Regions from separate parts of the Homo sapiens genome. Here region 2 is linked to region 1. Evidence: read pairs that join two places in POLR2A ChIA-PET (ENCODE). Cell type or tissue: Panc1. All regions are shown on one strand. Links, peaks and the distances in the headings refer to the core of each region. The heading gives the core; the rest is flanking DNA.

Region 1 (2,919 bases), core at 89-2,588:
CTGCTTTGAAAACAGCCTCATGTGAAACCCTAAGACCTGGTATATTTGTTGGGGGACAAAAATGGTTTTCTTATTTTGCAGACATTTGGCTTTATGAAATTTTAGAATATTAAAAGTATATCTTGTTGGTCAACTAGGCTAAGCTTTCTCGTGAAGAAGCTGATATGGTTTGGCTGTGTCCTCACCCAAATTTCATCTTGAATTGTAGCTCCCATAATCCCTATGTGTCATGGGAGGGACCCAGTGGGAGGTAATTGAGTCATAGGGGTGGGTTTTTCCCCTGCTGTTCTCATGATAGTGAATAAGTCTCACAAGACCTGATGGTTTTATAAAGGGCAGTTCCACTGCACACGCTCTCTTGCCTGCCACCATGTAAGACATGACTTTGCTCCTTCTTCGCCTTCTGCCATGATTGTGAGGCCTCCCCAGCCACGTGGAACTGTGAGTCTATTAAACCTCTTTTTCTTTATAAATTACCCTGTCTCAGGTATGTCTTTATTAGCAGCATGAAAACGGACTAACACAGAAGCTAAGGCTCAGACAACTTACAGAACTTATTCAAGTCATTAGTTCACAGTAAAGGCAGGGCTAAAGCCAAGTCTTCTTACTCCCTAAATCACTTGATATTAATGATATTTTCTTGAACTACTACATTGTTTTGTCCATAGAGACTGCTAAAAACGAACACACAACATCTTTATATTTTATTTATTTATTTTGACTAGGAAATTTTCTTGAAGAATTAGTAAGAGAAGTCTTATTTCTGATAGGCCATTACATCTAAAGATTTATAATAAAAGAGAGTTTCTTTTTCTGACCCAGATAAACTTAGCAAACATGAAATACATAAAACATAAAACTCTACTTATTCTCTAGCTTCCTATTAGCTAGATGTTTTAAATGACTTACTTTTAAAAATTAGTATTTAGCTTATATTTATATTGTCTTTTTTTAAAAGACCAGGAATATGAGATGCTTAAAAAAAAGAGACTAGATTTCCCCAGATGCAAGGTGAGAATATTGTCCTGCTCAAACTTCCTCCACCAAAAAAGGAAAAGATTTGGAAGAGCAGAATTTAAAAAAAAAAAAAAAGTAGAAAATTGAAAGGAAATAGATCAAGATGAATTTTAAAATAAAGTAAACTGATCAACAGAGACTAGAAACTGAACAATCATATGCAGTATGTGCACCTAGTTTAGGTCCCATCAAACCAAATATGAAAATGAAATATAAAAACACATCTTGAGGCGGGGCACGGTGGCTCATGCCTGTAATCCCAGCACTTTGGGAGGCCAAGGCGGGCGGATTGCTTGAGGTCAGGAGTTTGTGACCAGCCTGGTCAACATGGTGAAACCCCATCTCTACTAAAAATACAAAAATTAGCTAGGCATGGTGTAGTGTGCCTGTAGTCCCAGCTACTCGAGAAGCTTAGGCAAGAGAATGGCTTGAACCCAGGAGGCAGAGGTTGCAGTGAGCCAAGATTGCGCCACTGCACTCCAGCCTGGGCGACAGAGAGAGACTACATCTCAAAAATTTAAAACTTAAAAATTAAAACATATCTTAGGGATATTTTAGAAAACTTGAATGTGGATAGGGTATCAGATATTGTAAAAGAATTATGTTGTTAATTTTGTTAGGTATGATGATAGCATTATGATTATATAAGAAAATATCCTTAGGTTTTTGAGATGTACAGTGATGTATTTAAAGGTTAAGTGTCCTGATGTCTGGGGCTAGTTTTAAAATACTTCAGCAAAGGGGAACATAGATGAAACATGGTGAAATATTAACAATTGTAAAATTAAAGTGATAATTTTATAGTAATTCATTATATTATTCCCTCTGCTTTTACACATAAACTTGTTATAAACTTTCATAGGAATAATGCCAAAAGCACATTTGGGCAAAGGGAACAGTCTTCCCAATTTAACCTAAGTACAATTTCAATGTTGGAACAGCGTCTGGGGTGGTATAACACTAAAAATATCTTTGACGTAGAGGTGCAAAGCTAGCCAGTTACTGGACAAAAGTTATACTTCTTATCTTCCTGTAAGTAAAAAATTTTAAATTTAAAACTACGAACAAAATCAGTATTTTATTTAAAGAGGAAGTGTGACTTGACGAATTGGCATTTTAGGAATAAAGGAAGTCAGAATCTGAAGTCACTCCCAGGAAGGATCCACATGAAATTACAGCCAACGAGGTCTGTCAGGATGCCTTTAACCCATGGATTTAAGTGATCTTTTTTTTTTCTTAATTATTGTTCCTGTCTTCTTCAGTGCTTCCTTCAATATAAATATGCTCGCAATGCTGTTTCTTGGATAAATCTCACACATGTTATTTCCTTAAACTGCCAACGGAATGGTGTTTGGACTATTAGTAAGGAGTATAGCTTTTTTAAATTTATATTGGATCTGTCAGACCAGAGAAGAGAGGTGTGAGTCAGGACAGGCCAGGTTACGACGTACAAGTTAACCTTGAGAATCTCAGTGGCATTAAAGTTCATCTCTCACAAAAACTCTACTGTTGGTCAGCAAGGCAGTGGGGGAAGAGAGGGGAATAGACTGGGTGGGGAGCCAGGCTGCCAGAGGATCCATCTGGTGGCTGCGCCATCTGGAACTTGCCACAGCAGGACAAGAGAGACTGGGGCTTCTCGACAGTCACTTTTGCTCACTTTCCTTTGGCCAGAACTGGTCACAGGATCCCACCTAACTGCAAGGGGGCAAAGAAGTGTGGCCTCCTATATGTCAATGAAGGAAAAGAGAACCATGTTTCGGTGGGCACCCTGTTTACTTCATTGTCATTACATGCTGCGTAGATGTATTGATCATCCATCTATGCAAAAACTATTTGTTGAGTATCTATTACACACAGGCACTATTCTAGGTACTGATGACAATTCAGGGATTTAATTAAATG
Region 2 (2,919 bases), core at 260-2,759, 240 kb after region 1:
GACTGTGGTGTTTTCTAGATATAGAATCATGTTGATTGCAAACAGGGATAGTTTGATTCCTCTCTTCCTATTGGGATGCCCTTTATTTCTTTCTCTTGCCTGATTGCCCTGGTCAAAACTTCTAATACTATTAATATGTTAAATAGGAGTGATGAGAGAGGGCATCCTTGTCCTGTGCTGGTTTTCAGCTTTTGCCCATTCAGTATGGTGTTGGCTGTGGGTTTGTCATAAATGGCTCTTATTAGTTTGAGGATTGTGGATCTAACCAAACTAAAGAGCTTCTGCACAGCTGAAGAAACTATCAACAGAGTGAACAGACAACCTACAGAATGGGAGAAAATTTTTGCAAACTATGCATCTGACAAAGGTCTAACACCCAGCATCTATAAGGAACTTAAACAAATTTCCAAGAAAAAAAAAAAAAACATTAAAAACTGGGCAAAGGACATAAACAGACACTTTTCAAAAGAAGGCATACATGCGGCCAGCAATCATGGAAAAAAGCTTAACATCACTGATCATTAGAGAAATGAGAATCAAAGCCACAATGAGCTACCCCCTCACACAAGTCAAATGGCTATTATTTGACTTGCGTGAATATTATTTGACTTGTGTGAAATGAGATACCTCCTCACACAATAATGGCTATTGTTAAAAAGTCGAAAAATAACAGATGCTGGCAAGATTGCAGAGAAAAAGGAACGCTCATACGCTGTTGGTGGGAGTGTAAATTAGTTCCACCATTGTGGAGAACAATGTGGTGATTCCTCAGAGACCTACTCACAATAGCAAAGACATGGAATCAACCTGAATGTCCATCAGTGGTAGACTGGATAAAGAAAATGTGGTTTGTATACAGCATGGAATAGTATGCAGTCATGAAAAGGAATGAGATCGTGTCCTTTCCAGCAACACGGATGCAGCTGGAGGCCATTACCCTAAGCAGACTAAGGCAGGAGCAGAAAACCAAACACTGCATGTTCTTACTTACAAGTGGGAGCTAAATGATGAGAACACATGGATACAAAGAGGGGAACAACACACACTGGGGCCTATCAGAGGGTGGAGGATGGAGGGTAGGAGGAGGGAGAGGATCAGGAAAAATAACTAGTGGGTGCTGCTAGGCTTAATACTGGGTGACAAAATAACCTGTACAACAAACCCACATAACATGCGTTTACCTATGTAACAAACCTGCACAAGTACCCCTGAACTTAAAATAAAAGTTAAATTTTGAAAAATTTTAAAAAGGGGACAGAGAGAGAAGCTGTGGCCCCAGCTGGGTGGTTTTCTCTTTTCTGGCTGATGTCTGCATGGGGAGAGTCCCTTCCCTGCCCCACTTCATTACCACTTGCCTTTTATTTTGAACTTTTATTTAAAATACTGGTTTTGGATTTCAACCAGAATTTTAAGACTTGGGGTCTCATCTATTGCATCTCATCGAGTAAGTCCCTGGGAACCACTGTCCTTTAGCGGCACTGTCCTTCCTAAAACACCGGACATTCTAACACGGAAAATGAAAGCAAACCGCATGCATTTCCTAGGACTGCCCATAATAAAGTACCCCAAACTGGGTGGCCGAAAACAACACACTTATTCTCTCCCAGTTCTGGAGACTGGAAGTCTGCAATCCAGGTGTCGGCAGGACTGCTGTCTCTTCGAAGTCCCCCTGGGGAGAACCCTTCTGAGCCCACCTGACCGCCCCGGCTCTTGGTGGCCTCTGGCAAGCATCTCTCCATCATCTCTGCCTCCGTTTTCGTGTGGCCTTCTCTGCCTGTGTCTCTCCAGGACTCCAGTCGTACTGGATCAGGGACCCACCCTACTCCAGTTGTCCTCATCTTTTTTTTTTTTTTTTTTTTTTTGGAGACGGAGTCTCGCTCTGTCACCCAGGCTGGAGTTCAGTGGCACAATCTCGGCTCACTGCAAGCTCTGCCTCCCGGGTTCACACCATTCTCCTGCCTCAGCCTCCTGAGTAGCTGGGACTACAGGCGCCCGCCACCACGCCCGGCTAATTTTTTGTATTTTTAGTAGAGACAGGGTTTCACCGTGTTAGCCAGGATGGTCTCGATCTCCTGACCTCGTGATCTGCCCGCCTCGGCCTCCCAAAGTGCTGAGATTACAGGTGTGAGCCACTGAGCCCGGCCCAGTTGTCCTCATCTTAACCCATTACTTCTGCAAAGACCCTATTTCCAAACAAGTTCTAAAGTACTGGGAGTTGGTACTTCACCATATGGTTTTTGGAAGGGACACAGCTCACCCTGGGCCGCGGATGCTGGCTCCTGTTAGAGGACTGTGCTTTACAGGCAGCGCCTGTGGCCCTGTGAGAACTCTCGCTGCAATCTTTGCTTTCTCACTTTTACAGACCAACAAGCCCTACCACAGACCAGGCTGGGCCTTGGCTCTGGCCACTTCGTGTCGCGTGCCTGCTGACTGGCGCTTGTCTCCTGTGTTGCCAGCCTGCTTGTTAGAGCTCAGAGGCAGGGACCTTGCCCCCACATCTCCTGAATCTCCCACCTCGGGCAGCCTGGCAAGGCCATAGAGATATGAACAGCCTGCCCTTCCAGCTCCTGGGGTACAGCCCGATGCTGTTGACATTGCCTCCACCTCCCTTCCTTGTCTGGGCTGGGGAGGGATTTCTTGGCTCCCATAAGCCTTTGTGGGCTTCCTAGTGTGTGTGTTTTGTCCTTTTTCGTCCTCTGGGCTCTGGGCTAGACAGGGCTGCTCTCCATGAAGTCCCCACCCAACCTTACTCCCAGGAGCAGCAGTGATTGACAGACAGCTGGGCACCACCACCTGCCGCTCACCCACAGATGCAGCCGCTGCGGATGCTGCCCCCGCCCCACCTAGAGAGCATAACTTAACCCATGGTGACTTCGTTAACAAGAGATGCGTAGCGGGGCCCCAGGAAGGTGGCCCTAC

Evidence for each region. Peaks named below come from ENCODE experiments on the same cell type or tissue, not always from the same donor. Only the 100,000 strongest peaks of a DNase experiment are listed, where the experiment ranks them.
Region 2: POLR2A ChIA-PET joins it to region 1 with 5 read pairs; 1 of 35 experiments calls an interaction of 5 or more read pairs at or near these places.

Annotation. Positions count from the first base shown.
Region 1 is chr6:157,793,888-157,796,806 of GRCh38, forward strand. No RefSeq gene overlaps it. Among named protein-coding and RNA genes, the nearest start is that of SNX9, 28 kb to the right of the region's middle. In Panc1, for the core only: no CTCF peak of the experiment used is centred there; no DNase peak of the experiment used is centred there; H3K27ac peaks cover 345 bases.
Region 2 is chr6:158,035,557-158,038,475 of GRCh38, forward strand. The region is part of intron 4 of SYNJ2 (synaptojanin 2); the gene reads left to right. Among named protein-coding and RNA genes, the nearest start is that of SYNJ2-IT1, 36 kb to the left of the region's middle. RefSeq lists an enhancer at 1,998-2,692. In Panc1, for the core only: no CTCF peak of the experiment used is centred there; no DNase peak of the experiment used is centred there; H3K27ac peaks cover 2,033 bases.